Regions from separate parts of the Homo sapiens genome. Here all the other regions are linked to region 1. A link is a loop called in an ENCODE intact Hi-C map of the cell type or tissue named here. Cell type or tissue: ascending aorta. All regions are shown on one strand. Links, peaks and the distances in the headings refer to the core of each region. The heading gives the core; the rest is flanking DNA.

Region 1 (10,831 bases), core at 1,771-9,770:
GAACACAGAAATAGTCCAGAATGTCACAGGTCTGGGGCAAAGGACCAACATGGACAGTTTTTGTTATGAGCAAGGTGAGCCTCAGAGGTAGTCTCGGTGATCAGATGACGATGAAGTTCTAGATCCATTGAGAGAAGCTCTAGATCCATGCAGTTCAACAACTTGTACCAGCATTTCCAGCCTCTGCCATTCCATGTTTCTACTCCTGCGGCCTCCACTGGTGCACAGACTAGTGATTTACTTGAACCTTTGCCTCATCTTTCTTTTGCGCTTCAGCCTGCACATTCACTTCTTCCTCCACTTGGCTCTCATGGCACAGAGGTTTCCAAGAAGATGGCGCTAAGGCTGAGACCTCATCTTTTTATTGTCAGTTCTAAGCATTCAGTAGCTGGCACACAGTAAATGTTTCACACTTATTTATTGTTGAATGAGTGAATGTAGCATCTTCAGATTTATGTTCTGTCCTCTCCTACCTACCTGCCCTGTTACCATAATCCCCAACTTCTTTCTACTATTGTGTGTGTATGTGTGTATTTATATACGTGTATATATACGTATATATACGTGTGCATATATGTACACGTATATATATATACGTGTGTATATATGTACACGTATATATATATACGTGTATATATATTTTATTTTTCTGGACTGAGTCTTCATTCTTAACTTTAATAAACCATTGAGTTTAAAACAAACATATAAACTCTCAAATGCAGCCAGACTGGTGGATTACATAGAGACTATAAAAGGAATGAGTAAGCAAAAATTAGAAGTGCTCAATACTACAGAGGGAGAAGGTACTTTTGAGTATAGACACACAGTGCTAACTCTTTAAGTAGCTCTAAACCTACAGAGATGGGACAAAGGGGGCAGTTGAGAGCTTCAGCTTTGTAGGTAGACAAACCTGGAGTTGAATGAGGGTACTGCCCTCTCTAGGCTTCTCCTTCACCACTAGTAAAATGAAAGAGATAACCAGTGCAGGACCAAGTGAGATCATTGTTGTCCAGTGTTTGCCACATTGAGAGGTCCCGATAAGAATTAACTATAGAGTGAGGCTGTGAAGGGTCAACACACACAATCATGTCACTGCAAATAATTACTATTTTATTTTTTCCTTTCCAATTGCAATGCATTTTAATTATTTTTCTGACATTAACAGTATATGGCACAGACCAGTACAATGTTGAATAGAAATGATAACGTTCAGTGTTTTTCCACTTAATATGATTAGTTTTAATTTGTTTGTGGATACTTATTATCAGAGTGAGGACATTCCCTTGTATTCCTAGTGTGCTGTGAGTTTTTATCATAAGAGGGAGCAGTATTTTGTCATATCCATTTTATGCATTGATTGAAATAATCATACTGCTTTTCTCTTCATTCATCTTCACCCCAACGAGGAGAAATGGTTTCTTAAGAACATCCCATGCACTTTATTTCAAATCTGTGATCATAGAGCGTTTGCTCTCATGAGGGGAACTGACAACTAGGAGGAAGTGCCCCATTCCTCAACACCAACTCTGGGAAGTGGTGGGAAATCTCTCCTTGTCTATGTGAATGTGTTTGCCTTCTGGTTTACCAATCATTTTTATAAGACATTTCTTACTTGAGACTTTAACTTGAACTGACTGAGTTCAGGAGGAGACCCTGGACCTGTGGTGACTTTCCCTCACCTCTCCCTCCAAACACACACACAAGATGCAGCCACCTAGGGAGAATTTGTCAGAGACAGCCAAGCATCTCTCGCCGTGTAAAGAGCAACAGCAGTCATTTTCATCATGACCATCATCATCATGATAGGTTAATAGGGCACTTGTGCATTAAGGACAAATGTGAGTCATAAATATAAGAATAATAATTTAAAAGAAATAAGATCATTCATTTTAACTCTATTCTCCACTGTCCTTTGCTTTGCTGAAATTATACAACCCATCAAGCAGCAGACAGACACCCAATTGAATGTGGTTACCAGAAACACTCCCTGCCTTTGCTTTGTGATTGGTTGAGTGTCTCCTGAGGGCCAGGAGCTTTTTAAGCAGCTGGTGCAAATGGATGCCTTTCTGAAATTAACCAGTTGATGAATGTCACAGCCATCAGGCTTCCCTCCAGTGTTGGACCAGACAGTGCTCAAGCTGCTTGCTTCCCTCACAGCCTCCAGGGTCCATGACTGAGGGGAAGATGAATGGTCCAGGGGATGGGTGGGCAACCAGTTCAAAGCCAACTGCAGAATGCTCAGCCTTTGAGGACTGATATTTCTCTCTCTTATGCATCCTTGTATCTATGTGTGGCCTTTGCCATGTCCAAAATTTCTCGATGTTTGTTTAGGACTGAGGTCCTCTGAGGAGGGGTTTATGTATGTGGTATAAAGACCCAGACTTGACCCTGGCTCAGGTGCTTACAAACTGTGGAAACGTGGGCATGTTATTACCCACTCTGAGTTTCACTTTCCTCAACTGTATAAGGAGAAAATAAGACCTGCTTCACATGAGCATTAAATGATACATGAAGCCTGTTTCAGAGCCACTGGAATATATTGGGCACTCAGTAAATGGTAGGTAGGGTATTATTATTACTATCCTTACTACTGTTATGGAAGGAACCAAGAAGGTCAACTGAATCCAGATATCACAGACCATAAATGCTGTTATTAGAGACTTACTTCTTTGGGTTCTTCTCCCGGTGGATCCTCTTTTAAAAAACAGATATGGATTTTGCATATACTGAGGTGTTAGTAACATACATTACTAACCCATCTAAGTACTTTCATCTTGACCTGAAAGAGGCAAGGGGTTATCAGACTACATTTCCTTTCATCGTGATTTTTCCCACAGTTGGACCCATATCCAAAGGCCACTAAGCTGAGTCTAGTAACTGTGAGTTGCTCTAGTTAGCATTGGGAATGGAACCTACACTCACAAATGCTTTATGGTCCTGGTTGTTTCTGTCCTGACAGAGTACTGGGGTGGGACCAGGAGGCTGGGCTGGTCCTAGCTCTGTCACTGTCTAGGTGGCTTTGGCCAGGGTCTCTCTTTGGATGTCAGTCTCTTCATCTGCAAAATGGAAGGGTTGCATTTTATTGGTGATTTCCAAGTGGTGAACAGGGAAACTGCCCTTTGACAAACACCAGGAGTGAGGAAGAAAAGGGGTTAGAAGAGAGACAGAGAAGAGCCAGATCACAGTTGCTGAAGGGGAAAGGGCAGGGGTAGAAAATCTGTTTGAGAAGAGTAATTCCTGCTTCCCAAAGGACCAGCACTTGGGAAACTAGACTAAATATCTCTGAGGCCATGGGAATGTACAGCCCACTTCGGGTTAGGCAAAACTGTATATGTAACCTAAAGAGGCAAGGGTTTACATAAGGCTAAACAGCCACCCAGAAGGGAATTAGATTTCAAAGCCTCTGCGTTCTGGCCCACTGCTTAGCCACATGCTGCACCTGTTTCCCTTTTCCTTTTTACTAACATGGGCTCTCCCTCTAACACCTACTGACCATTAATTAATGGCCAACAAATCAGTTGAGACACTGTACTAAGTACTTACTGTTCACAGTATCAGAATTTATGCAATAAATTGTATTCTTCTTAGGGGTTGTTAGCATATCCGAAGGCCAATTGTGGAGCCTGGCAAGGTGATCTTTTAAGTGTCTGCTTAAAATTCTATCCACAAGGTTCTGTTGCCTAGAAAATTCTTAATGAGAAGAGTTAAATAAGTAGTTGATCAACGCAGGCACAGTTTTAGGAACACTAATGGACATCAGCTGGTTGGTGGACATTAGTTAGGGCAGGTAGGTCCACCTAAGACTCTCCTCGATTTATTCCTTTGGCTCTTGACTCTTGCCATGCTGCAGTTATGAAGTGCTTTGAGCCTCTCCTCGGTCCGATTCCTCTACATGTTGGTCTGTGATGTGAGAGCAGGAGTCATGGAATTAGAAAACCTGGTTCTTGTGCTCACTTGCTGCCTACCTGCTGTGTAATATTGGGCAGCTGTATACTCTCTCTGAGGCTTAGCTGCCTCATCTGCAAAACAGGCAATAACAACAACCTCCCAGACTGGTTGTGACTATCAACCAAGGTCACTGGCAGGAATAAACATATTGCAAACTGTAGGGCTCTGTGAAACTGTGAGCTCCTTGAGGCCTGGTCAGTGACTCTGTTTTTTGTTGTATATAATATTTAATGCAGTAGTTCTCAACTACATAAGAATCATCCAGAGAGCTTTTAAAAAATACAAAGGCCTGGGCTGCACTCCCAGATATTCTTACTTAATTGTTTTAGGGTGGAGCTGCGGCATTGGTATTTTTAAAAGTTCCCAGGTGATTCCAATGTGCAGTCAGAGTCAAAAATTACATTTGGCTCTTTGCTGGAGGCTCAGTTCTGTTGGATGAATGAATGATTCTAATTATGACTTCCTCTCTCCTTTCCCTGGAGGAGTGTGCTTTGTCCTGGATGGAAAGATGTTTCCTGTGTCAGGCTTTATTCAGGCGCCTGGCTATTTCTAGAACTGCTTTGGAAGAGCATCTGGACATTCATGTTCAGAAGATGCTCACAATGACAAACATGCTGGTGGGCAGCACCTCAAGGGGCCAGATGGGGCGGCCCTGCAGTTGCTGAACGTGGCCACTGGGCTAGTTAGTATTTCTAAGTGGCAGTGTGCCAGGCCTTGGGTAGGCGGAAGGGAGCTGGGATTCCCTGGCCTCCCTCCTACTTCCCACCAATTAGGTCAGGTCAGCCTTTGGCTGTGTTAAATGCTTTAGGAAGTTCCTGGACCCTTTCCTATTGTTTACCTTGTGAAGACATTTCAGTCAGAGTTTTTTAATAGAACAGTGGAACATGAAATTAATTTTCTGGGCAAGCTGGTAGTGAGGTATACTGGTGTTACAAATCTAACTTTAGATTTTTTACTTCAGCTTTTGACTGTACTTCCTTTCAGGAAGAATTCTTTTATGGAATTCAACCAGCCCTAACTCTGTGTGTGTGTGTGTGTGTGTGTGTGTGTGTGTTCTCCTTCATCCACCAAACACACCATGTTTTGATGCATCTGATTTACCATATACAGTTGTGGCAGGAATTTCTTCTTCCCACCTCCCCAGGCCAGTGTGAGCTTCCCCTGAAGCCATCTTGGATCCCCTCAGTTAGGGGCCGCTGCTCAGAATTCCCAGCAGCCTTCCTGTTGCAGCACTTCCCACGTCCTCAATCCTTACACCTCCAGGAATAGGGCACAGGCAGTGCTGTGAAAGCTCAGGCAGAGCTGGGCTTAAACTCCAGAGCTTCTCCGTATTTTCTGAAAGACCTTGGACAAGTTATTTAACTTTTCGGAGACTCAATTTTCTCATCTCTAAAATCATGAGGGACTGTTGATGAATCCTTAAGGACTAATAATCACTGGCGTGACTATCGTGAGAATCCAAGAGGTAAGATAAATAAAGTTACAGGGAAAAGCCTGGCATGAAATTGTTGTTTCTTGCTGAGGGTAGGATTCGTGTGTGTCCTCCCCAAATGCCCAGGTCCCTCCTTCAATGGGCACTCAACAAATATCCACTGAATGGGGGTGCATGAAAGGACATGCTGGGAATCTAAACCTTAGGACAGAGCAAGGAAGCCCCTTTCCTTTCCATGCCTCCTTGTTCAACTAAAGCTATATGTACCTCCTATGGTTGTATTTATTTGTTGTGTCTTTTAAAGCAATATAGTTCTCTTTATGTGTACTCCAACATGCAGCAAAGTATTGTAACCAGACTGCATCATTTGAGTTCATTCCTGAAAGTTGCTTCTTGAGGTTGAGCCATCTTAGAGAAGAACCTGGCCTCAGCAGAAAGAGGTGAAGGCCACAGCATTGGCTGAGTGTTCACTAAGTGCCGGGCCCCTCAACTATGACAGTGTACCAACAGAACACATGGCACGGCAGAAGCACTCATCACCCATAAAACAGATCAAGATGCTGAAGTTCAGAGAAGTTAGGAAGTTTCACTGAGCACCCAAGATAAGACACAGCAAAATGGGATTCTTGGCTCTAAAACCCATATACTTTCCATTATATCACACTGAATTTTGCATCAGAGGAACTGTGGTGGAATTGTGACTTTGTCACTAACCAGCCGGGAGGCCTTGGGAGAGCCACTTAATATTTCTGAGGCTCTAATTTCCTCAACCTACAGGGAGGGTTGGACCACTAGGCGATGGCGCGGTTCTCAAATTCGGTTTCAGTGGCTGTCTGTACCAGCCACTGCTAGTGTCTGCAGCCCTCTAGTGGTGCTTTGCAGGAACCAAGTGGTACCTAACCTTTCCAGGGCAGTTATTCACAAAGCGTTGATGCAGACTGCCAGGGCACCTGGGGCCTCAATGCCTGTTCACATTCACTGACCATGAATTAAAGACAAGCAGGGCTCAGAGGAGCCCTGGAGATAGACGTGAGCCTCATTGGTCCTCAGAGGGATTATTATTTTTAAAACTTTGCTTTCTGTTTGTTCTATACCATGCCTAGGACTCTCACTCACCTTTGAATGATAAAGAATGAACCCTCCCCATAGATTAAAATTGTAATTTTAAATTTAGTCATGGTATGTGCATGTACCTGACTTTGTTCATATCCCACAGCCCTAATATAATCAGGCCATCTTGGCGGCAACAGGATTGCTGAAGGGATGCTGTGTTGTGGACCAGCACATCGGGTTTAAGCCCTGGTAATGCTAGGCATTGACACCACTGGGTCTCTCACCTCTCTGCACCCCAAACTTATCATGGGTAAATGAGGGGTTTGGTGGAAGAGGCCTTGCAACTCTGTCTTATGCATGTGCATGGAGCTGATTCTTTAGAATGGCAGAGTTTTACCATTCCATTCAGTCTTTGAGATTTTTGCTGATGGGAACATGCCTTTCAGTGAAGCTGGGACAGAGGGGTTAGGAAAAGATATTATCTAGAGCTTAAGGTAGAGTAAGGTGAACAAGCATGGCCTTAGGAGCCACCTACATGCTGACAATTCTTACACATATGACCTGGGCCTCTTCCCTGAGATCCAGACTTAGTATCTACCTGTCTGCTCCATTTGGAAATCTAACAGCTATTTCAAACTTAACATGGCCAAATAGAGCTATTTATTCCCCATTCCTCCTAGGTCTATTCCCCAACCCTGGCCTTTCCCACCTTAGTGAATGGTACCACTATCTACCTAGTTGCTCTAGGAGCCCTATTTACTTTTCTTCTTTCAGTTATATCCCCATGTCTAGGTCTTCCAAAAACCCCTTCGCTCTACCTATAAAATATATCTCAAAGCTGACAATTTCTTCCATCTCTACTGTCTGCTACTGTAACACCTTACTCTCTTTCCACCTGGATGACATGACAGCCATAGCCTCTTTTTTTTTTTTTTTTTTTTTTTTGAGACCTAGTCTCATTCTGTCACCTAGGCTGGAGTACAGTGGTGCGATCTTGGCTCACTGCAACTTCTGCCTCCCGGGTTCAAGTGATTCTCCTGCCTCAGCCTCCTGAGTAGCTGGGATTACAGGTGTGTGCCACCACGCCCAGCTAATTTTTGTATTTTTAGTAGAGACGGGGTTTCACCATGTTTTCCAGGCTGGTCTAGAACTCCTGACCTTGTGAACCGCCTGCCTCGGCCTCCCAAAGTGTTAGGATTACAGGCGTGAGCCACCACGCCCAGCCAGCCATAGCCTCTTAACAGGTCTTGGACTTCTACTCTTCCCCCTGGAATTCATCCTTCAGAGTGATTATTCAGAAGAGCAGCACAGATTGTGTTGCCCCCTTACTTAAATCCCTCTAGTGGTTTTGCCTTTGCTTACAGAACCAAATCAAATCCCTAATCTATTGGCACTCCTGCTCCAACCCTCCCACGCTCACCAGCCAGTCTTTCTCCACCCACCCCTCCTTCATCTCACATTGCTCTGGCCACCCCGGCCTTCCCGCCTTCCCTGAAGATACCAAAGTCTTTCTCTTCGTGGGGCCTGTGCTGTCATTTTTTTGCCTGAAATGCTCTTCCTTTAGATTTTAACACAGCTGTCTTCCTCATGATCAATATTGCCTCGAGTCCCAAATGTGACCTCCTCTGAGGGGCCATCCCTGCCCCCACTAACGGAAGCAGCGCCTGAGTCATAGCCCCATATTTTATGTATTTTTTATCCCTTACTCCTGCCTGATTTTTAAAAATTTGTTTAGGAGCTTAACAGCACTCTCCACACTAGAATATAACTTCCTTTTGAGCATAGAAGGTATTCTTCTTGCTCACCACTGATTCTCCAGAGCTTTGAATTATGGGTCTTCAAAAATATTTCATGATGAATTAACTGACAGCTGATGATCCCGGCCTGCTTCATTAACTCTTTACACAGGCTCGTCAGTATAGCACACAATTTTGTCATCCAGAAGAAAGAAGAAAGTTATATTTTGTTTGTTTGTTTGTTTGTTTGTTTTATGAGAGGGTCTCACTCTGTCTCCAAGGCTGTAGTGCAGTGGTGCGATCTTGGCTCACTGCAACCTCCACATCCCGGGTTCAAGGGAGTCTTGTGCCTCAGCCTCCCGGGTAGTTAGGATTACAGGTGCATGCCACCATGCTCAGCTAATTTTTGTATTTTTAGTAGAGATGGGGTTTCACCATGTTGGCCAGGCTGGTGTCGAACTCCTGACCTCAGGTGATCCACCTGCTTTGACCTCCCAAAGTGCTGGGATTATAGGTGTGAGCCACCGCACCCGGCCTAGCAGAAAGTTTTTTCAATTACACTATCTTAGTCCTATTCTCTAGTCTTAACTGAACATAGTTCTCAAGATTCAATTCTGGCTATCATAGTAGCATTTCTTCAAAACATGAAGAAATGTCTGCTCTGGGCTAGCAGAGATGGAAGGAATGAAGGAGTGTATGTATGTGTGATCAGTATGTATTTGTATGTGCTTGCGTGTGTATTGAGGGGCTGGGATTTCATTTTATAGTTGAGTGTGGTAAATGATTTTAAGCTGCCTTACCTAGAATTCAGAGTGTAACTTAGTGTAAATAAAGCACCAGGTGGCAGCAGGGGAATATTGCTACACATTTTTTTTTTTTTAAACACTTAAGGTATTTTCCCAGTGGATTAGCTGCTATACAAAATGGACAATTAGACACAGGCCTGCACAAAGAGCTTGCAATCTATAGATGGATCAGTTGTCATTATATAAAGCTCCATATCTTCATTATCAAAAGCAGCTATGCTGAATGCTCTTCTCTGAAAGATTGTAAGCAAGCTCTGCAGAACCTGGGCAGGCCAGGGTGAGCCTTGCTCTGTGGAGATTATAACAGAAAATAAAAAATAAAGGAAATGTAGATGGGCATACCAGCTCTGAACAAGTTAAGGAATGATTATGTATTGCAAATTATTTGTTAACTTGGCTATTTATAGTTTATAGTATAGTGTCTGTCTCTAGACTGAAAGTCCTTCGAAGGCAGGCACCAATCTTTTTCTTCTTTAAATCCGGAAACACTTAGCAGGGAGCCCATCACATGAAAGGGGCTTAATAAACGTTTGTTGAACAACTGAGAAAAAAGTTAAGAAATTAAAAAGTAAAAATGAGAAGAAAAAACTGTGAACACTACTATACAGAAAGGAATTCGGAGCATGCCTTGTATCAAGTATCTGAGTTGCATGCTCTTAGTCCCAGAGTGCAGTTTTATTTATCTTTCCTTCTTTTTTCTTGAAGAAGAGGCAAGGATCCTTCCATGCCTGACTTCAGTGGAATATTGACCTCTTAGAGATTTTCAGATTAGGAAATGCAGGTAAATGAAAGAGGTTACTATCCAGAGAAAACCATTAAGACATATTCCCATTTAGCTGAACCAGAGTTGCCCACTATTTTTTTTGTAGTTAAAGATCATCAGTGTGGACCTGGAGACCACGTTCTGTGTTTTGTAATCTTCAACGTCCTAGTGTGTTTATTATCATCCAAGAGTTGAAAGACAAAAAGCAAGCATGTTATTTCTTAGGAGTTGAGCTTCTCTTTAGATGAGGTGCCTTTCATTTCTTTTTCATGCCAGCCCACCACTTCCCAGTTCCACAGAAGCATGGTCCTAGAGGAATTTCTTCCTCCTTGGGCAGGAAGGGTGAAGGGTGAGGAGGACTAAGGGGGGGCCCCTAGAGGAAACAGGAGAGGCAAGCAGGGAGAAAGCACAAGGCTGGAGACAACTCTGGTACGGGGGACAGGGCACTGTGAAAAAGGAACTTGGGGTGTCTTGTGGCAGATCACACTCCCTACACCTGCAAGTGGAGGTTAGAGTTCAGATTAGATTAGCATTAGCTTAGATTTTATCCCGAACTATAGCTTAAATTCTAAGGAGAAAATCACAGTATATATCTTCTCCAGCCCCAAATCCAGAATCCTCTATCAGTCCAGGGAGTCTGAACTTGAATTCCCTTTAATGAGAGGAAAAGCCTTTCTTCTACAATAATAGATTAAAAAGCCTTACAGCTTCAAATGGAAGAAACACACTGGTGTGAGGAATGTAAAAATATACCTGACAGTTTTCTTTCCTGTGTGTTTTGGGCCGGTGGGTGGGTGGAGAACTGTAGAGGAGAAAAGGGAGTGCTGGAGACTTCGGCTGAGCTGTTTCTCTTCATCCCTGTGCAAAAAAACAGAGGCTGCCAATCCACACTCTCTGCAAAGATCATTATGGACATTTCAGCAGCTCCTCATCTCTATTTTCCCATTATTGGTTCCACTTTTATAATAATTTCTGAAAATAATATAAAAATTTTCTGGGTTATAGATAATTATCTTAAAAACTGAATATGGTCACCCAGTTTTAGTGCCTGAGTTTGCGTCTATTATTATATTTCTGCCAAGTGAAGTCTAAA
Region 2 (10,831 bases), core at 1,149-9,148, 130 kb before region 1:
GAAATTAGCATGGTTCGGCTGGAGCACAGTGGGTGGGGGAAGGGCATGAAGCAAAACTGGAGAGGCGCTGGGGCCTGGCAGTCCTGCCAAAAATCTTGGGTTTCATACTAATTACATTAGGAAGCCATGAAAGGGTCTTAAGGAAGAAAGTGGTGTGATTCATACTGTTTTTTTTGTTGTTGTTGTTGTTGTTTTAAGACAGAGTCTCACTCTGTCGCCCAGGCTGGAGTGCAGTGGCACGATCTCAGCTCACTGCAGCCTCCGCCTCCTGGGTTCAAGCGATTCTCCTGCCTTAGCCTCCTGAGTAGCTGGGACTGCCGGTGTGTGCCACCAAGCCCCGCTAATTTTTGTATTTTTAGTAGAGACGGGGTTTCACCATGTTGGCCAGGATGGTCTCGATCTCTTGACCTTGTGACCCACCCACCTCGGCCTCCCAAAGTGCAGGGATTACAGGCGTGAGCCACAGTGTCCAGCCAATTCATACTTTTTAAGGTTACTTTGTTTATATTGTGGAGAATAGACTGAAGAGCTAGAGTGAAAATACTGGTTAAAAAACAAACAAACACGTAATAAATGAGGTGAAAGATAGTAACTTCATCTAGAGTGATGAAGAAAAGTGCATGGATTTAAGATATGTTTTGGAAATTGGCATGAAAGGATTTGCTGATGGTTTTACATGAGGAGTAAAGAATTAGGAATGAGTCCCAGGTGTCTGATATGAAAACTAGGGGATGGATATAATGTCATTTACTGTGATGGGGAAGTGGGGTGTGGAGATAAGATGTGAGAGAAATTCAGAGGTTAAGTTTAAGACATGTTAAGTTTGAGGTGCCTGTCAGATAATTTCTCTCCTGGGCCTGGTTCTTCCTTTGTATGGAAGTGATCCTTGTATTTCCTCATTGGTATTATCACACTTTTAAATAATGATGATTTTATTTTAAAGGACTTGCAGGTAGCAAGCATAACAGGAATGAAGAAAATTCTAGGGCTTTTCCAGCCTCATTGACAAGGAAAAAGCAAACTACTCTTCATTGCAGTGTTGACATTTCAAAACTGGCATTTAATTATTTACATACTTTCATATATTAAGGTACATATACATGTGTATAAGTAAATCTGTATGTGTATATGTGTGTATAAAAGTTTTCAATAGCTCGACTACTCACAGCTATCCTAGAGAATTTTACCAAAGCCCAGGAGATCTTCTGCAGTTTGGAGAACAAAATAAATCACAGTAATCCACCATCCCCTGTAATCAAATACATTTTGACTGAACCCAATAACAATGACTCAGTTTCTAGCAAGGTGCCAGACGCAGCCCTTGTCTTCATTTGACGCTGAGAACCGAGCAGCCAGAAGCCAGTACTCCAGAGCCCGTAAAGCACCGCCAAAAGCGTGGCCTTAGATCACAGATTGATTCATGGGGATGGGCAGGAGTCTCCAGGGAAAACAGCTCATGGGGTAGCTGTTGAGCTTCTATGTGGGAAGTGAGGAAAATGAAAGCTCCTGGAAGCTTGGTAAAGATGAGAAACAAACATGAGCTCCTGGGGTCTTTAATAAAGAGAACTTCGGCTGTAGAAAACAAAAAGATTATTGAAAACTAAATTCACCCTCAACACTAATTAATTGGACACTGGATATAACTGAGATTTGTAAGCTGTTTCTGCCCTTGACCCTGGCTCCAGCCTCTGGAGAATGGAAGAGTGTGGCTAGCACAGAGCTGCGGGTCAGCCCCTCATGAGAGGGAGTTGCTGGTCTAGGTGCAGGTGCTGAGGTATGAGAAACCCAGCCGCCCAGAGCCACACAGCAACACGCCCAGCTGGCCCCGGTGAAGACATGCAGTTTCCTAGGGCTGGGTCTCTTTAACCTGTTCTTTGGAACCCCAGGGTACCCACATAATTGTTCGTGGACACTAAGCAGGTATTTTGCAAGAGAAATCTGGTTTCTTTCGTGTTTGGTGAAATAACTGAATTTTCCCATGCTTTAACTATGTGTGAGGAAATAATTTCTGGTTCTTCTGTTTATTTTCTCTTTCTATGGTCATACATACACTCACCGTCTTCCTCTGACAGTATTGATTACCAAGCACAATTAAGCACTGAGACAGAAAGTTAACAGCTGAAGTGGGGTCACCTATAGGCAGAAAATAGATTCGTGTCTGTTTAACAGTAACCCAAATAAGAAGCCATGTTAAATAGAGACAACTTTTATTACAATCCTTATAGCATACCTTCCTTTTAACATTATTTTTATGATTTAGCTCCCTCCAATAGGAAATGTTTGGCCACCCACTGGTTTTGTGCTTTATATACTTATTGCTTTAAATGTGTTATTAAAATCTTACCACCAAATTAGGATTCCATGACTTTTCTTAAATGTAAGGGTTTGTGACTTTGAAAAAAATTACAGGTCTGAGTTAGAGAAAAGAAAGTGGCAGTGAGGCTCAAGTTGCCTAAACAGCATGGGAAATATGATACAATTTAATGTTATTTCAAGCAAAAGAGATGAGTCTGAGGATTTTGTAGAATAAGCAAATTTTTGCAAGTGATCTTCCTGTGGTTCTCTCACCCCGCCCCCAGGCTATCTTCCACAATCTGATCACCTGATCCTTTGCTTAAAACTTTGAAGTTCAAACTCTTTAGTGGGCCACACTGGGCTCTCTGTGATCCACTCTCTCTCTAGGCTTATTTCTTTTCTTTTTTTTTGAGACGGAGTCTCGCTCTGTCGCCCAGGCTGGAGTGCAGTGGCGCGATCTCGGCTCACTGCAAGCTCCGCCTCCCAGGTTCACGCCATTCTCCTGCCTCAGCCTCCCGAGTAGCTGGGACTACAGGCGCCCGCCACTACGCCTGGCTAATTTTTTGTATTTTTAGTAGAGATGGGGTTTCACTATGTTAGCCAGGATGGTCTCGATCTCCTGACCTCATGATCCGCCCACCTCGGCCTCCCAAAGTGCTGGGATTACAGGCGTGAGCCACCGCGCCCGGCCTAGGCTTATTTCTTACTTCTTTACTTCTTCCTCCCTTAAAGAGGCCATCCCATCAGCAAGCCCTTGCTGTTCCCATTTCCTCTGCTTCAGTGCTCACCACCATCCTCCAGGAATGCTCTCTCCTTTAAGAGTCAGTTCAAAAAATCACCTTTCCTTTGAGGATTCATTGAATTTTCCTTTCTGGCCCATTGCGCCCTGTCCACACCTTCACTGTAGCAATCATCATATTACATCGCAATAACTGGTTTACACACCTGTTTCCACATCCCAGCCTTTGCACAGTTCTTGATACACAGTAGGTGCTCTATAAATATTTGCTAAATAATGAGTCCTCGGGTTAAAATGCAACTTCCCTCTCCTTTCAGCACCCTGAAATTACTCAGAAAAGGAAAAGGAAATGACTGAAGTGTAGACAGTTTAAGCGGAACACAGCAAGTACCCTGCCTGAGGTGCTCCTGGCCACTAGTTAAGGAGAAAGAATAAATATGGAGACTGAGGTCCCAGCACCTCTGTGGAGCTGTTGTGATTTCTGTTTACAACAGCCTGGCTAAGCAATCTGTGGGACCCAGGGCGAAATGGAAATGTGGAGCCCCTATTCAATAATTAAGAACTCCAAACAGTGACAGCGGAGCATTAAACCAAGCCGGAGTCCTGTCCAACTGCACAGGTGGCACAGATGACCACAGTTGCGTTGTGATGATAATATCAAGAAGTATAGAGCGCAGGGAGGCTGGGAGAAATGTTGGATCCATTTTTTAAGGAGTAGCTTTAAATATGTAAAATTGTTTTCAATTTATTTTCTCATGCCGCCTCCTTCATAAGACCCCTATAATTATGTCTGTTTTCATGTATAAGTGCAGAATCGTTTCTAAAGTAAATTATTTTATTTTACATTGTTTCAGGGAAAATGCTACATACTTCTAGTTAGTCCTTAACAAATGCTATGAGCCACACACACTCCACCACTTTCCCCTGAAGTGAACAAGTCACTACTGCATTTTCTCCATTCAGTCCCAAACTTCAGGAGAGGAAAGAGAGAAGATTGGCTGGGCTTTCACAGGAATATGTTAATATGAAACATCTTTCATCACTCTTCCACTGATTTTTAAAAAATCTTGCATCAGTTCTCCATGCACTAGCATCCAGTCTCTCTAAAGGTAATTTTATTTTATAACAATCTTAGTAAATGATAAATTGTTGTATTTAGACCCTAAATTTGGCTTGTCAGACATTATCGTGATGAAATGGCATGTGCTGATAAAGTGAATGAAGTTGTATGATGGGGTATTTTAAAAACTCAGGTGGGGAAGTTGATCTGCACTGCCCCAAGTTCTCCAGCAGGGGGCTGCGAGAGGAGTGCCACACATCCAGCTGCCCACAGCAGCCAGACCCACCGGTCTCTTGCTAGCCCTCTAAGTGAGTACCTGCTCTCCTATGTGGGTACCTTTTATGCCTTGACTCCCTGCCTGTGAGAGTAACAACAGGACCACACACCATTAGTGACTGCAACACTGTTGGGTACAGCAAGGAGGGGAGCAACCCAAGAAGCCAGACCAGTAGACAAATGCCAGGTGGGACCCTTCCTTCAGGTTCTCATCTTGTGCTGCCCATGCTTGGCTGTTAGTCTGTTCTCATCTATATACTTTAAAGCCAGAGAACCCAGAAACATGGCTAAGTTCGTGAAACAAAATCTTCATTTTACTATCCTAATTTCTCTACAACATGAAAGTTTCACTACCCAGCACCAACAGAATACATCAGATTGAATCAGAATTCTTAAACTTGTGAGCTCAAGTTTTCTCATCTGCAAATGAGATCATTACCACTCACTTCACAGGGCCCCTTAAAAATCAGCAAGATAAAGTGCAGGGAGGCGACTGGTAGAGTAGGTACTCAAATGTTCATCTCCACATTTTTTGTTGTCTGGGGCACTTGTGTTACTGAGAAGACAGGGCTGCTGAAAAGGAAGAGAAAATGGCTCTCCAAAACAATTGTCGGAGAGAAAAGCTCAGACTGTGAAACACCAGCAGAGCCCAATTTGTACAAGTTTGTTTGCAGATGACTCTGCACCTGCCGCTCCTCGCTTAGATTCTCTCACCTAAGAACAAACACGCACACAGACGCCCACTCACTGAGCTAAAAACACCTACAACTCAAAGAAATACACACACCAGAACAGAATTAACTGCACAGAAGCACAACAGCAAGTCCATTAGCACATACCTTGCAGGATACACACTGATCTGCTGAAGATGTGTGTGGTGAGAAGTGAACTGTGCACAAAGACTGAGCAGCGTTAGCAGAGGTGATGGGGTAAGGGGGAGGTGGGGAGCCAGAAAGGACCACAGAAACCCACGGACTGTGGAAACCCATAATTTGCAGGTATAGTAATAATATTCTACCTTAACAAGACCAAGGGACATCTCATAGCTTATTCAAATAACTAAACATACAACCTTTGGCCTTCTTAATTACTTCATACCACTAAACTGGCTCTCACAAACATTCCTAATAAAGACCATTAATTGCCCTAAAGGTAAAGTTCAGCAATGGGACCAGGGTTGCTCTTCTGCTTATAACTAGGATTTCATGACTGAGATAGGAACAGTACAGAATAAACCTACATGAGTAGTTATTCCTTAACAGCATGGAATATGCTTTGAGAAGGTACTTTTATGTGGTTTCCCTAACCATCACCTTACTGATCAACTCCAATACAAAGAGTCTACGCTTCTGGGTCACATGGCAACCGGTATGCCCAATACTAAACAATCAGGAATCCAAATGAACAAAAAAGGCAGTTCAATTTTGTAAGAAACAATATATTTTATTTTTCTGACACCACAGCTCTGGCGAGTGGTTTTGTACCAAATTTAATGGAGGTTACACAGAACGTCTTACGCATGGGAGGGGGAGGAAAGGGAAGGAACCACAAAATTTAAAACAAACAGAAACAAAATCCTGGATAGCTTTTAGCATCTGTTCCACTCCCACATTAATAAAATTCACTTGGGAATTCCTAATAAAAGGAGAACAGAAAACAAGGTGGGCAGGGAAGGGTATGATGGGAAAGAGAAAGACTTAGGGGGAAAAAAGACCAGAGAGCATCCCAAGGACAGACCTTTCCCTCTCAGAGCCAAGAGGACGCTCGGCATGGAAGGCGAGGCTTTGCTAGATTTATTTCCCCAAAATAACACTGTGTATTGCAGCTGCCAAAGGGAAAGAGAGAGGGAAGCAGAGGGTCACCAGCGGGGGGCACAAAGGAAGGAAACACTTAACTGAGGAGACAGAGCAAAATCGGAGAGAGAAAACAAGAGAAAAATGTGCCAGTGGGTTGGTATATTGGGAGACAAGACAGTGCTGAAGAGCACTTGAACTGAAAAACAAATGTCCTAAGAGTCATTATTTTTCAAAAGAAAAATCTCCCCCCTCCCCCCACCCCTCGCTGAACTTAGTTCCTTTTTTTGTGCTTTTCATTAATACTCTGCTCTGAGGTCGTAGTTTGGTTTTTCTATACACTGCAGTTGAAAGAAAATAGTCCAAAGGTCTGAAGATGGATTCTCCACCTAAAGTAAACAGCCCAGCATTCCTGTTCTCCTCTTGCCCCAAAGACTAAAGTCTCTGCTAAAATCCCTTTTACAATATAGTACAGTACACAGAAAAAAATAAAGCCCAAATCAAAAAAACAAAAACAGAAAAGAATCCTGGGAGAAGCCAGTCCAAAGGACGTAAACATACAGAGAACGGTGCAACACATGACCGATGGCAATTCTCAAAGCACAGCTACAGATTCCCAAAAGTAGGTGCCATCATTGATACCCAAGTCCACAAAAATAATTTTTAAAAAATAAATCTTAAAAAAAACACACCTGTTGATTAAATGAATAATTTGTTTTCAGGTAAATCCATACATTCTCGAGTTCCCCCCTCCCCCAAAGCAGCCCTCGGGTCTCTGTTCTCCTATTGCATGACCAATAGTAAGTACTCCTGGAACTCCCTCAAAGCAGCTCTCAGGACCTGGAATCTCATCTTGACAAGGATCGGCACATCCCATCTTAGCAGCTTAAAACATCATGTTTCCTGGGTTGCCAGGTCCTTGGCTAAATCCACCCATGCCCACGTCAGCAGCCATGCCCCGGGGCCTCATCTGTGGGGGGATCATGATGTTCTGTTGGGGTCCCATCATGCCCTGCATGGACATCATCATGCCTGGAGAGCCCACAGGCCCAGGGTGGGTGTAGAGCCCGGCAGGCCCCCGATCCTTGCCAGGAATCATGCCCACGGCAGCAGCTGGATTGCTCATCAGGGTGGGCTGGCCGGGCATTGTAGATTGTGCTGGTGACATCATCCGATGGTGAGGTCCCATCATGCCTTGTTGGAGAAAGGCTGGTGGTCTCATGGGGTTGTGGCCTGGCATGGATGGAGCTGTACCAAGAGGGATGTCCGGAGTTCCCACTGGCCCTGGACCTCCCATGCCAGGTAATGCTAGTCCCATTCTGGGGGCTTGTTCGCCCATCATCCCCTGCATGTGTGAAAACCCAGGTCCAGGACCCTGGGGCTGTTTACGGCCTGGAACTTCCCCTCGAGGGAAATATTGCAGCGTCTGGCTGGGCTTCTCAGATGGAATAATGCGGGATAGATCAAACTCAGGTATTCCGGTGGCTCCAGGTCGGATGACCTCCTGCAGATCTGGGTCTGTAAACACCGAAGGCATGCTGTTCCCCAGGACAGTGAAGGAGTCAGGACCCCCGGGGCCTCCAGGCTTGCAAAGTGCTGCATCTGCTGAACTTTGGGGCAGGTTGCTGGGGCGGCCAAGGGGGCCTTCTCCTGGGAAACCCATCCCTCCTGGGAAGCTGCCCTGCCCCCCACTGGGGCCATTGTGAGGGAATGGAACCTGCTGTGGGGGAGACTGTACTGGAGGGAAGCCCTGGGGGAAGCCCATCCGTCCTTGAGGTACCATCGGTGGCTCCTGGGACCCATGCCCCATGATAGGATTGTGTGACATCAAGCCAGGCCCCATTGGGACCCCATGAGGAGGTATGTTGGGTCCCACGGCATTTGGAGAGGGCATCTGATTGGAGTGAGAAAGTGGCTGGGTCATTCCCATTGGGCTGAGGGTTGGCATCGGAACCACGGGGTTTGGACCTGAAATTCGAGGATTCTGTGTATTAATGCCCATTCCTAGAAAAATAAAGATATCAAAGGAATCAACTTAACCAAAAATCAACTCAGAAAAACTATAATAAATTAACAAAAAAACTATTGTGCATCCAATGTGCATAGTATAATGCTGGGAAAACATACAACACACAATCCCTGCCATCAATAAGATCATAATACATCTGGGGACATACAAACCAAGAGCTCTACAGGACAATATATTATTGAGTCTTAAACTGTGTGTAGAAGATAGCAAGGGAGAAATTGTCATGTGTGAAAAGTTATAAATTAGCACACAAATGAGTTTCGCCTTCCTCATTGGAGATATTTAATACAGAAGAAAACAATTTGCCTGAATGACTCAAGTACGGTCCTTTTGGAGAAATCAGTACTACAATCCCAATGATCAGGAATCATAACAAAGAAACTAAACAGGTAATTTTTCAATTGGCATTTGGCATTATTTTATAAGTGCCTTATAGAGAAAGCATTTAAAACTCGAGATTCCACGAAATGTTCAAGAAATAACTTTTAATAGAAAAGGAAAGTAACATATTCTAATACAGTCCCTGGGACATTGAAGTATTTGGTGTCTCTGTTGGAATTACCACCGAGTGTGGCAGGGGGCTTATGCTGTTCCTGGTACATGTACTAACCCAGTTAATTAGAGTTACTGATAAATAAAGAGCATTTGTAACAATCAGAATAGAACTGGAACCAGAAACTCATGGCTGAAAAGTCATGGTCTCTTTGCTGATTGCTTTCACCATCCTGATCATTTTCTGTTAGTCAGGTGGCAGGAGTCGAGGTGAGGGGTGGGTATAGGAATGAAGGTGTACCGAATGTGTAGGGAAGGGAAGGATTTTATTATCTCCCTAGTCCTAAAAAAAAAAAGGCTTGTCTAGGAAACAGGGGCTTTCCACTGTCTGAAATCCTGTGGCTGCTTGTGGTTTGAGGCTGCTCTTCCAGAAAAAAAAACTTGAGGACTAAAGACATTCCAATCAGCCTGTTAGAAACTACTCTCTATATTGCTACATGAGGACCCAAAGAGAAAAACAAAAACAACAAACCCTCAAAACCATCCAGGTACACAGAAGCATCAGAACTATAAAGAAACCTGCTTTCTTACAAACAAATAAGGAATCAAGCTAATAAGAAATTATCTTCCTCTAGTCAAGACACTTTCATTCTACTGAAACTACCTTAGATGGAAGATTTTTTCTACTTGTTGAACTTCCACCTATTCAGGTGTATAGCCATTGAGAAAACGCTTCAAGAGGTTTCTCTTTGGTCTAGCACTCACTCCACAACCTGCCTTTCTGATTTCTTACCTGGCATATTATTCATTGATGGCAAGTTGGGAGAACGAGCTGGAGGGGAGTCGTCATCTGAGCTGGCCACAGTCTTGATAGCATCATGGTATAACGGGGTGGAACTGGGCATTGCAAACTTGGACATTCGAGACATCATAATAGAGAGTGGGTTCTGGGAAAGGGTTGGCTCTGGAGGCATGGTATAAGGTGTACTAGAGGGAAGACTTCCAGGGATATTCACAGAGGCAGGCTGGCTGGCTGTAGGAGGTGGGGGGCCACCTAAAAGGAAGCAAAATAAAACAAAACGGGCAGGGAATTAGATTCCTTTTGAAGGGTATTGGGCCCTATGATTATGAACTAGCAAGGCCAGGAATGAGACAGATGAACAGGACAGTGTTATTAGATCCCAGACACAAATCATCAATCTTCTAGTCAAGCTCTGTGTGAGTGCAGAGGGAGACTGTGGTGTGATATGGAGGTGACATGACCGATCAGCAGATGTGAAGACAAACACACCAGGAATGTGTTAGAAATATTAGTTCAAGCTTGGGGAAAATATGGTTTACAGACAACCATTTCACTGAATAGAATGTGAAATAAGTGGATCTCTTTCCCTTGCCAATCACAGTTTAGAATTCGACTCAGGTATTAGTATGCTATGAAGCCAGACTAGTGATATGATCCCAGGTACTAACGACATCACCCTACACGCATTCTTGATTAATTTCCACAACCAAGATGTTTGAACCAAGAAGGTCTGAGGGGGCTGTTCCACTGTACTGCTTCAGTGAACTGCTACCCTACAGAGAGGCACTTTAGGCTGGTAGGATAAATCTTCTATCTTGCTCTGATTCTAGTCTTTCTCAGGTGGAGACAGCACCAACCTAGTATTTACACCTTGGCACTACTTCCACTGACCACCTCTAGTCCCACTCACAAAACCATCATCATCAGCAAGAATCTCTCCCAGGAAGAAAATCCTCCTAAATTGTAGCTGATCTGTGAAAACAGTGGTCTATCAAGGAGAAGATTTTGGAACTGTTTCTGTGGTCAACAGGTATTTACAAGAACCACACAAGTCTTACAGCAGCTTCCCCTCTCTCTGCTTAGGATTATACCCAGAATCTCGATTCAAGGGCAGCCCCTTGCAGTGGGTCCAGTATTTAAAGAAGCCACATTCATCCACTGTTAAGACATTTTATTGCATTTGTTCATTGTGCGAATGTAAATTATTCTGTGAACCCAACACATATTCCCCATTTCCCCTCTTCCTTTTAACAGTCTCTCTGACATACGTATTTTTTGCTGAGATTGGACACTTCTGCATAACCCCATGGAAGCACTGATTATGCACCTTGCCACAAATATGGCC
Region 3 (10,831 bases), core at 764-8,763, 150 kb before region 1:
GCTCACATGGCAGGGGATGTGGGGAACAGTCAAGGAAGGCTTCTGAAAAAGTCCTGGCCTGATCTGAGTAGAGAAAGGTGGGTAGGAGTTAACCAGGAAAGCAAGGATGAAAGCGTGTTGCGTTTAGATAAAGGATAGGCTTCAAGGTCAGGGAACGTTGCTGGGTGGTGAGATGGAACCCTGATGTGGAGGCTCAGCAGGAAGAAGCAGGAAGGACACTGGGCCCCTGGTGGTTTTAGTTCCAGAAACAAATGTGGGCCCCAGGGCTCTGCAATGGTAAGGCTGGAACTACTCAACATAAGAGCTCCACCTTTAACTGTGCCCCCTAAGAGTACCTGATGATCCCCCTATCTCCTTGTCAATGTTGCTGTTCTTCTCCAGAATCTATTTCAACCCTTCTCTGATTTCAAACCACCAGTCCCTTTACCTCTCAGAGAAAACAGCAACCACAAAAGCCTCTCCACTTCCTACTATCTTAATATTGACAACTTCCAGATCAGGGAGCTGAGATATCTCAAGCTCAGGTTTCTCTTCTGAGCTTCAGACACTTTTATCCACTTGGATTTCACTGGCACAAAACTTTCCATGTTAGAATCAAACCCCCCTCCTCCCAGACCTGCTTCTCCCACACACTTCCCTATCTGAATGAAAGACACCTCCACTCTCCACCCAGTTGCCAAATCAGAAATCTGTCTTTGTTTTCTTTGTCTCACATTTTCCTATGTCTAATCAGTTAAGTTTTATCAATACTACCTGTTTATTTCTTTAATCTATTCACATATCTTTATCCTCAATCTTCAGCATCCCCTTCCCATCCTCAGTCTGCTGGTTACTGTATTTCCTATTTTACTAAGAATCTAAAAGAGATCAGAAGAAAACTTCCACATCCCCCAACACCCAACCACCAAATCTGCTAACCCAGTTGCATTGGTGCTTTTATAGCCTTCCTTCCTCCCTCTTACTAAGAATGAACCAACACTATTCCTATCAAAGCCCAACCCTCTAGCTTTACATTGACTCCTAGTGTCTTTTTTCTGGATTGTCAATTTTTTTCCTGACCAATTATTCTATTAGCAATACAAATATGCTGTAAAATCTCTTAAACTTTTTTCTCTGCATCTTTGAACTGCTGTTCTCTTTTCCTTCTCCCCTTCATAGCAGAACTCCTCAAAAGAGTTGCTACCTCTAATTCTTCCCTTCCAGTTCTCTCATGAACCAGCTACAATTAAGTATTCACCCCCACCACTCCATGGAAACTGCTCTTGTCAAAATCATCAATAGCCTTTGTGTGGTGAATCCAATAGCCAGTTTTCATTCTTCTTACTAAGCTTCTCATCAGTATTCCTAGACTATTTCCTTCACTGGCTTCGACAAATGCTTTCTTGGTTTTCCTCCAATTTCTCGACTTTGTTCCTGCTGAATCTACCTTTTTCTAATCCGTAAGTGTTGGGGTGTCCCAGGGCTTACTCCTTGGACCTTTTTTCCACCTTTTCCCCTACACTCACCCACTAGGTGATCTCAAGAATTTCCAGTTTGAGGCCGGGCGCGGTGGCTCACGCCTGTAATCCCAGCACTTTGGGAGGCCAAGGCAGGCAGATCACCTGAGGCCAGGAGTTCGAGACCAGCCTGGCCAACATGGCAAAACCCTGTCTCCACTAAACCTGCCTCTACTAAAAATACAAAAATTATTATATTTTTATAAAATTATTATAATTTTATAAAATTATTATATTTATGGAGTACAATGTGATGTAATCCCAGCTACTCGGAAGGCTGTATGTGTCTATTTATGGAGTACAATGTGCCTGTAATCCCAGCTACTTGGGAGGCTGAGGCAGGAGAATCACTTCAACCTAGGAGGCAGAGGTTGTGCTGAGCCAAGATCGTGCCATTGCACTCCAGCCTGGGCAACAAGAGAGAAATAACATCTCAAAAAAAAAAAAAGAATTTCCAGTTTTAAATATTTACACAATGTCTCCTAAATTTATACCTTCAACCTAGACCTTTCCCTGTGAATCCCAGTCTCATTTCCAACAGTCTAATCAATGTCTCTATTTGGATGTTTAAGATATACAATAGGTATCAAACTTCCCATTGTCCACAATAAACTCTCAATTTCCGTGCCTTTTCAAACTTACTCCTTCCACAGGCTTTCCCATCTAGGTAAATGACACCACCATTCACCCTGTTGCTTTGGCCAAGAACTTTAGAACTGCCCTTGACTCCCCTCTTTTTCTCATATCCTACCTCTACTACATCAGTAACTCCTGTTGTATCTCTCTTCAAACTATATCCAGAATTGACCATGTCCCAATACTTCCATTGCTACTGTCTTAGTCCCAGTGTCATCTTTTACCTGGATTATTGTAAAGGCCTCGTAACTAGTCTTCCTGTTTCTGCCCTTCCCTTCTCTGCCCATCTATTCTCAACACAGTGTTGCTTTTAAAACAAAGTAAGATCGTGCCACTCTTCTGCTCTAAATTCCCCATTGGTTTCTCATCTCAAACTAAGGGCCAGTCATAATGCCCTCACGGTCCTATGACATCTCACTGCACCCCAGCCATACTCGCCATCTTACCATTCTTCTTCTTTTTTGTAATAAAAACTTTTTACTTTCTTTTTAGTTGACAGATAATAATTGCGTATATTTATGGAGTACAATGTGATGTTTTGATATATGTATGCATGAGGGAATGATTAAATCAAGCTAATTAACATATTCATCACTTCATCTACTCATCACTTTCTTGTGGTGAAAATGTTTCAGATATACTCTTTAGTAGTTTTCAGGTGTACAGTCGCTGTGGTTTGAGTGCTTTTGTCTTCTCTAAATTTGATGTTGACACTTAGTGCCCAGTACAATGTTACTGGGAGGTGGAGCCTAATGGGGATGTTTAATGGATTAATGCCATTATAAAAAGGGCTTGCAGGAATGGGTTCCTTCTCTTTTGCTTTTCTGCCATATGATGACAAAGTGTTCCTCCTCTCTGGAGGATGCAGCAACAGGCACCATCTTTGAAGCAGAGAGACCAGGCCCTAACCTTCTGGTGCCTTGATCTTGGACTTCTCAGCTTCCAGAACTGTGAGATAATAAATTTCTGTTCATTACAAATTACCCCATCTGTGGTATTCTGTTATAGCAACACAAAATGGACTAAGACAACAGTATACTGTTATGAACTATGGTCACCATGCTGTGCACTAGATCACAAAAACTTATTTCTACTGTTTAACTGAAACTTTGTACATTTTGACTAACATCTCCCTTTTTCCCATCATCCCATCCCATTCTTACTATCGTTGAAGATGGAGTATGCCAAGTAGTCCTGAGCCATGTCCTCACCTCGGGGTGAGCACCTGTTGTTCCTGTGCCTGGAATGCTCTCCTAGACATTTGCGTGGCTAGCTCCCTCTTTTCATTCAGATCTCAGCTCATTGTCATCTCAGAGAGGCCCTCCTTGCCCTCCTTCTACCTCCTGCCTTAGGTATACTCTGCCACCTTCTGTCATGGGCTGAATTGTGTCCCCCCTAAATCCATATGTTGACATCTTAACCCCTAGTACAGTAAGTCCTCACTTGATGCTATCAATAGGCTCTTGGAAATGTCGGCTTTCAGTGAAAGGACATATAGCAGGTCCTTGAATAACATTGTGTTTTGTTCAACATCGTTGCCTTGTAACACTGATGAGCAAAACAGTTGGTTCTCTAATATGTTGTTTTACTTAAAGCTACAGTTTCCAAGAACCTATCAATGATGTTGAGGACTGAATGTACCTCAGGTGTAATGTATTTGGAGATAGGGCCTTTTAAGAGGTAAAGTAAATGAGGTCATATGGGTAGGCTGTAATCCAATATGACTGGAATCCTTATAAGAAGAGGAAATGAGGACACAGACACAGAGGGAAGATGACTATCTGCAAGTCAAGGAGAGAGGCCTCAGAAGAAACCAATGCTGCTGACACCACGATCTTGGACTTCTAGCCTCTAGCACTGTGAGGAAATAAATTTCTGTTGTTTAAGCCACCTAGTCTGTGATACTTTGCTACGGCAGGCCCTAGCAAATGAATACACTTGTCTTGTCTTTCCCCCGCCCTGTGATATTTATCAGTGCCGGATATTACATATTTGTGTATCTATATGCTTATTTCCCTGACTAAAATGGAAGCTCCATGAAGGCAGATTTCCTCTTGTTCACTGATGTGTCCCCAGCACCTGGAATAGTGCCTAGTGCATGCCAGTGCTCAGACACTTGGACATTTGAATGACATATCCCCTCTGTCACTTCTCTCCGGGGCCCAAGGCCACCCTCCTAGGTTACCACAGTGGCTTCCTAATGGGCCATACCCTCACTTGCTTTCCATCACCCCCTGAGACCTGGCCCCTGCATACCTCTCCAGCTTCACCCCTCACATATCTCCCTAGCCAGACCTATAGTATGTTTAAAAAAAAAGGAAATCGCACTCCTCTGGCCTCTTTACCTTGGCACACATTTTTCCATCACCTGACCCCTGACCCACACTCCCTTTTCCTGTGTAATCCAATTATCTCTAGGCCTCCCGTGTTTCTGTTTGTCCTTCAATAGAAGGTTGTTTGTCTTGTCTTTTATTGTATTTCTAGAACCAAGTGCAGAGACTGTACAAAGTGGACCTCAGCAAAGATTTACCGAATGAATAAATGAGTTCAGAACGCTGACTTAACTCTTCTGTTGGCACCCAGGTGGCTTCTATGCACTCTCCTTCCACTCACCACCAGGGGGAAGCATGGAGTAAAGGAAAACACCAAGGCTTTCGCTGGGTTCAAATTCTGACAGCGTATTTATTTCCTTGCAACGCTTGGACGGGTGTTTCTGAGCCTGTTTTTCCTCTCATGTAAAAATGGGCATAATGATACGTACTAATTAGGGTTGTTGTGAGAATCAATTAAGGAAACGTATAAGTGCCTTCAAGTATTCTTATTTTCCCTTTTCTCTTTCATCTCACTTCCCACGAGATTCTTAACTGTGGTAGGTTTCGCAAGCCAAGGGAGCCTTTGGGGATGCTCCTCTGCAGGCAGCGCCCCGCCTCCGCCTGCCCTTCCCGGGGCACTGTGCCTGTGTGTGCAGGAGATTTGTACAGAACCCTGGCTCCCTCACTCACCAGTTGTGTGACTGTGGGCATGTCACTTAATTTCTCTGAGCTTCCATTTTCCCAACTATAAAGCGGGGAAGTTAATGTTTATCTACCTGATGATTTGTCCTGAGGATGGAAAATAGGGTGTGAAAAGCTCTTCATAAATTCCTAACCTGTCCCTGCCTTGACTCCTTTCTCTAAGGGGCCTCAGAGTGCTGTTGAGGTTTAAAGAATTCCCACAGGAGGCTCTCACCCGTGTATGGCAAAGTGAAAGGCTTCCCAGGACGGAGGAGAGCCAGGCTTGCCAGGGAAGGCCGACTTCATCTGCGGCTCCCCTGATAGCTCTTCCCGAGGGCCTCGTGGCTTATCTTACAGAGCTCTTGGCTCTGGCAGGCCCTGGGATGAAGGACTGTCATTAGACAAGACCCTTCACTGCCATGTGCCTATTCCCCTGTAACAGTTAGTTCCACGTGGATCGTTAAAAACTGCAGCAAGGGGACAGAAACCCTGAAGGGCCCAACTGAAGAGGGAGGAGGAGAGAGTTCCCGTCCCACCCTCCCCTAGTCCTCGAAGCACCGGGACCTGGAGTGCTGACCTGTTTATTTTCATTGTAGGAAACTCAGGTCTTTGTCAGTGGCACCTGGCACCCCTTTTCCTCAGCTGGAATCCTCTAGGGCACCGCCATCTACCTGCAGAGGAGGCTGGGCGGGCTGTGGGGGGAGGGGTGGGCTAAGGGCACCTACCCTGTCTACAACATGCCAGGAAGGGATCATTCTTCGGCTTTGGGCTAGAGCGTGTCCTGGGGCTGCTAGGCAGCGATGAGTCTCTTCTGCTGGGTGGGGAATTCCCCGGGGAGATGGCTGTGTGCTCTCTTCAGACCCTGCCCTCTAGTGGCCAAGGGGACTTTGCAGCCCGGCCCTTCCCAGTCCACCCTGCCAGCCTCTAGAAACCTGACCCCTGTCTAAGGCTGGCTGGGGAGAACTGAAAAACACTTTCCCCAGTAAAAAGCTGGTCTTCTCAGGATTCCGCTCTCCGTTTGGCCTTTAAATAAAATGTACCTTTTCCTGAAGAAATTGGGAGGGGGGCAGTGGCCCACAGTCACCATGTCTGAGAACTCAAGAGACCACTGATCTTGGAGTCATGTGCTCTGAGTTCAAGTCCTGCCCTGTACCTACTACCTGTGTGACTTTGGGCAAGTCCATTAATTTCCTGTTGATAAGCCTGTATATCTTTATTTGTGCAATGGGACTCTAATATAGCATCTCCCTCATGGAATTATCCTAGGAATGACATAGATTAGGTATGGAAAGCACTTCCTAATATGAAAAGTGTTATACAAATATAAGCCATTGCTCCTGCTATGCCAGAGGAGCCTCTTTGTGGCTCCTCCGGAGCATTCCTCAGGGCTGTGGGCAGTGGGTGCCTGCGGACCTAGATGGCTTGCCCCTGGGTGGTAAGATCTTGGTGGCTGAAGACTAGGCTGTTTCAGGGGTGTTTAAGCCACATGAAGGATGCTGAAAGAAGCACCTACCTTGGAGATAAGAGCCAGGGATTTGGATTCCAGTTTTACCACTTTCCTGGGCCCTGTGACCTTGGGCAACTCCTTTAGCATGGCAGAGTTTCTGTTTATCCACATGGAAGGATGGTGATACTATCTGCTGGGGTTAGGGGAGGGGGATGTAAGCAAAATAACCATGTGAAAGGGTATGGAAGGTGCTACCTCCTCAGATACAAGTTTTGAACCTGCATCTTCTTGTATTTGGGGCTTAAGGAAACTAGGGTCCAGCAGCTTACTGTAAGCCAAGAAGTTTGAGTTGCTCTGTGTTGTACAGAGATTTTTAGAGAAGGCAAGTATGTGTGCTTTGAAATCAAAGGAATAGCTAAGTCAAGCAGTAAAGGGAGTGTGCCGGGAGGCTGGGGCCAGTGTTGGTAGAGCTGTTTATATTGGTAGGAAAGCAGGGCATTTTTCTCTGAGGCAAGCCTTTCACAAAGGAAAATCTGGATTTGAGAGAGATTAAAAGTCTCAAAGGTAGGGGAAAGATGTAAGGAAATGGCCTGCACTGAATCACTGCAAAGGACAGTATTCATCAGAGAATTAATTTGGAAGGAAATAGAGTGTGAAATAACAGCAAGGCTTTCAACTCTGGGTACCATGGCCTTAAAAACCCAAGCAGTGCTTCAGAGGCTTGCCAGGACCCAGCCTGGGAGCTACCTCCGGAAAAGCAGCTGGGGGATGCCCAGAGACCACAAATTGCTGAGCTTGGGAGGAACTGATTGAGTGTGTAATTAAGGGGAGGGTTGTATAACACTTGGGTAAGTAGAACTTGATGGGGTCAAACCAGCAGGGCTTTTGGGAGATGAGAGAGCAGTCCCTGGAGCTGTTAGTAACTGAAGCCAGCTGCATAAAGGTAGGCACAGCTTACCTGGGCCTTGCACAGAGAAGAATGGAAGAGATCAGGAAGGGGAAAGGTTGAAGGAATGGTTGTTCTCTAGGTCAAAAATTCCAAAATGCTGAATACCTCAGGGGTTCAGTTCTAGGAGTAAGGTAACATTATGGAACAATGGGGAAATATCCCTGGAAACTGAAGATCAGAGAGCCTGTGGCTTGGCCAAGGTCATATAGCACCATGGAGATTTAATGGATTCTGAACTGCGATTGTACATCTTGGCCAGGTGGCTCACACCTGTAATCCTAGCACTCTGAGAGGCTGAGGTCAGAGGATCGCTTGAGCCCAGGGGTTCGAGGCTAGCCTGAGCAACATGGCAAAACCTCATCTCTACAAAAAATTTAAAATTCAGCTTTACGTGGTGGCAAGTGCCTGTAGTCTCAGCTACTCATGAGGCTGAGGTGGGAGGATCACTTGGGCGTGGGAAGTCAAGGCTGTGGTGGCCCGTGTTCGTGCCACTGCACTCTAGCCTGGGTGACAGAGCAAGACTCTGTCTCAAAAAAACAAAAACAAAAGCAAAAACCAGTGTATTTTTCTGTGCCACACTGATGGTGAAGACTGGAAGGTAATGGTTTGGAGTATAAAGGGAATGTCCTTTGATCATGTATGGGGATCAGGAAAGGAAATTGTTCGCAGTATATTTGTGGACAAGATGGGTATGTATGGGCTGGATACTGAAGCAACTAGGCATGTTCACCACTGGTTAAATTACTGGAGCCCCAATCCCTGGTATACAAGGCCTCATGGAATAGGCCCCCTGCCCACCTCTCCAGCCTCATCCTCCACCACACTCCCTTTTGCTCTCCCGCTAGATCTCAAGGAGTTGGCTGCCTCTTGTCATTTTAGATCTCAGCTTAAATATCACCCTCTCTCACATGGGAATATATGTATATACATATATATTTAATTGAGTGTTTATTTCTACAGAGACACAGTAGAAGCCCAGTGGTTAAACACACAGGCTCTACAGATAGACTACCCAGGTTGATGCTCCATCCTTTAGGATCCATATGACCTTGAGCAAGTGACAACTTCTCTGCATTTTAATCTATAAAATGGGAACAAGAAGAGTATTTACCTCATAAGGCTTTGTGAGGAATAAACACATAAAGCATTTAGAACAATGGCTGGCACATAGGCAAGCTAAACAATATTAGCGATTATTTGTTTTTAAGTGTTTATTATCCCTTGTAACCTTCTCTGCAAAAAGCAGGAACCTTGTCTGGTTGGTTCACTGCTGTATGCAGTGAACATGCTGGATGCTATCTGTAGATCATAACCTGGCATGTAGTAGGGACTCAATTTGTACTTACTGAATGAATTTGCTGAATTAATAAAGAAACTAATTCAGTGGTCAGCTGTTCTTCAGGGAAGTGTTCCATGTTGTATGATAGGCCTTTGCCCTGTTGGACACGTTTTTTTCAAAGATTTGCATAAAATACAACTGAGTAAAGATACAGGGTGCAGACTGGCCACATTTACTGAAGACATACAACTGGGGAAAATCACTTACTGGATGACTAATTGAATGAATGAATAAATGATAGATGTCTTAGATATGTTTGTGCTGATATCAGTTTTAGATCCTAGGCCAAATATTTTAAGATGGAACTTAATGGAGACAAATGCAGAGTTCTGATCTTGGGGCCTCAAAATCAGTTGCCCACAACTGAAGAGGGGTTTTAGTGAGGGATTTGTTCAGTGTGAATCCATAGTATGATGTGTTCCTCAAAATCCTAAATGTGCAATGGCTATCCTGGTACTGGAATGAAGGAAGTGATGTTCCATCCTGCACAGTTCAGAGCACAGCCAGGGAACTGTTCTCAGATCTGAGAGCCAGACTTGGTAGCAGAGCTAGACAAGCTTGTCAATTGGAGAAAGACCATCAAGAGGAAGGGATCAAAGAGACAGAGGGCATATCAAATATTTGATTTATGTGGGCACTGAGGACCACACGCAGAACAGTATTGTGTAAGTTGCAGGGATGTATAGACTTGAGATCAACATAAGGAAAACCTTTGAAATAATCAGAGCTGACCATGGATGAATTGGGCTACCTTAGAGGGTTCTTTTATAAGCTTACACTGGCATTAGGCAAAGTATTGTAGAGGGTCACACACGGGCCAGTCCCTGCCTACCATGAGAATCTGAAGTTCTAGGATTCCACAGCATCCTTCATTCTCTGTGAACAGTTTGAGTCAGAGTCAGGCCTCATTTTGCTTTTCATGTGGTCAGGGATGGAGTTTGGTCCTCTAATTAGATGATTCTGAACTTTAAAAGCAGGAGGAGAGAAGTGCTTGAGAATCTGGTGACCCCAGTGTAACCTTATTAAAGTGTTGCTGTTATCCCCACCTTGGGCTGGCTGGGCCTGGGGACTCCAGTAGCTCTTGAAAATGCCTTCCTGCTGTGGCCACCACCATCCCATCATGGAATTTCCACTGTGGTGCTTCTTTCTCTATGGCTTTTCTGTGCTACCTTTCAGTGCCCAGGAGGGCAGCAAGAGGGGTCCCTGGGTGTCCCTTCTGAAAGAAGAATCATGATTTTCTGCTTCAGCTAGAACCCTCTTACTGCCCAGCTGGTGTATCTTGTGAGCTTTCTAATTTACCAGAGCAGCCATTTCATATCTTTTTGCATTACAGCCTAAGGCATCTCTCAAAAATGCTCTGATAACTCATACTAGGCATACACACATGTTGTCCGATAACAGTTTCACAAAAAGCCTATGACATCCAAATGTGAAGCAGCCAGCTCAAAGAGATCAAAGTCAAATATCCAGGGAGAGGCAGAGGCAGGACTCAAACTTTCACCTTTGACCTGAGGATCAGCATGTTTTCCTTCCATATCTGCACATCTGGCTTCCGGGATGTGTCCCTTTGTCTCTTTGCTTTATCTGCTTCATCACACATGGCACCTTTCTCCTTTCACTTCTGGTATCTTTCTTTCCCCAAAGCTTACCGCTACCTGTGCTTCAGTTCCTGTCCCGCTTCTTGTGATCTTCCTGCCAAAGATGGCAGGACTTCTTTTGTGTCCTCAATCCTTCCCACTCAATTGGTTCCTTCCTTTCTGTCTTAAATTAGTAGTACTTCTGTTGTCTTAAACTTTGCTTATTTATATTTTTCTTCTATCTAACCATCCTATTTCTCTTGCCTGGTACTGCCAAACGTACTGAGCATGTATAACTCAGTATCTCTTTGCCTCTTTCACATTTACACCCTTTCCCCCACATGCTTAGGTTTCTCTGTCTTCTGCTTTACCACAGCTACACTCTGGGAGACCA

The links. A loop is a pair of places that touch in the nucleus more often than their neighbours do. Peaks named below come from ENCODE experiments on the same cell type or tissue, not always from the same donor. Only the 100,000 strongest peaks of a DNase experiment are listed, where the experiment ranks them.
Region 2: a loop joins it to region 1, with 10 times the contacts of the local background. A loop is called at or near these places in 98 of 110 quality-filtered maps.
Region 3: it touches region 1 in a loop (6-fold over the local background); 76 of 110 quality-filtered maps call a loop at or near these places.

Annotation. Positions count from the first base shown.
Region 1 is chr1:147,490,581-147,501,411 of GRCh38, reverse strand. All of the region lies in intron 3 of LINC00624 (long intergenic non-protein coding RNA 624), which reads left to right. Among named protein-coding and RNA genes, the nearest start is that of LINC00624, 22 kb to the left of the region's middle. RefSeq lists a silencer at 6,160-6,349. In ascending aorta, for the core only: CTCF peaks have their summits at 4,605 and 6,242 (motif pointing left); DNase peaks (open chromatin) are centred at 4,651 and 6,221; H3K27ac peaks cover 853 bases.
Region 2 is chr1:147,621,178-147,632,008 of GRCh38, reverse strand. It overlaps BCL9 (BCL9 transcription coactivator), which reads right to left. Exons shown (of 10, transcript NM_004326.4): 9 at 9,478-9,738; 10 at 5,793-8,167. The coding sequence ends at 7,050. It also overlaps a transcript of ACP6 not described here. Among named protein-coding and RNA genes, the nearest start is that of ACP6, 44 kb to the left of the region's middle. RefSeq lists an enhancer at 10,819-10,831. In ascending aorta, for the core only: a CTCF peak has its summit at 4,317 (motif pointing right); a DNase peak (open chromatin) is centred at 4,348.
Region 3 is chr1:147,636,095-147,646,925 of GRCh38, reverse strand. ACP6 (acid phosphatase 6, lysophosphatidic) reads left to right here. Exons shown (of 10, transcript NM_016361.5): 10 at 1-4,696. Among named protein-coding and RNA genes, the nearest start is that of ACP6, 29 kb to the left of the region's middle. RefSeq lists an enhancer at 5,071-5,572. In ascending aorta, for the core only: CTCF peaks have their summits at 4,752 (motif pointing right) and 5,991 (motif pointing left); DNase peaks (open chromatin) are centred at 4,760 and 5,960; H3K4me3 peaks cover 414 bases.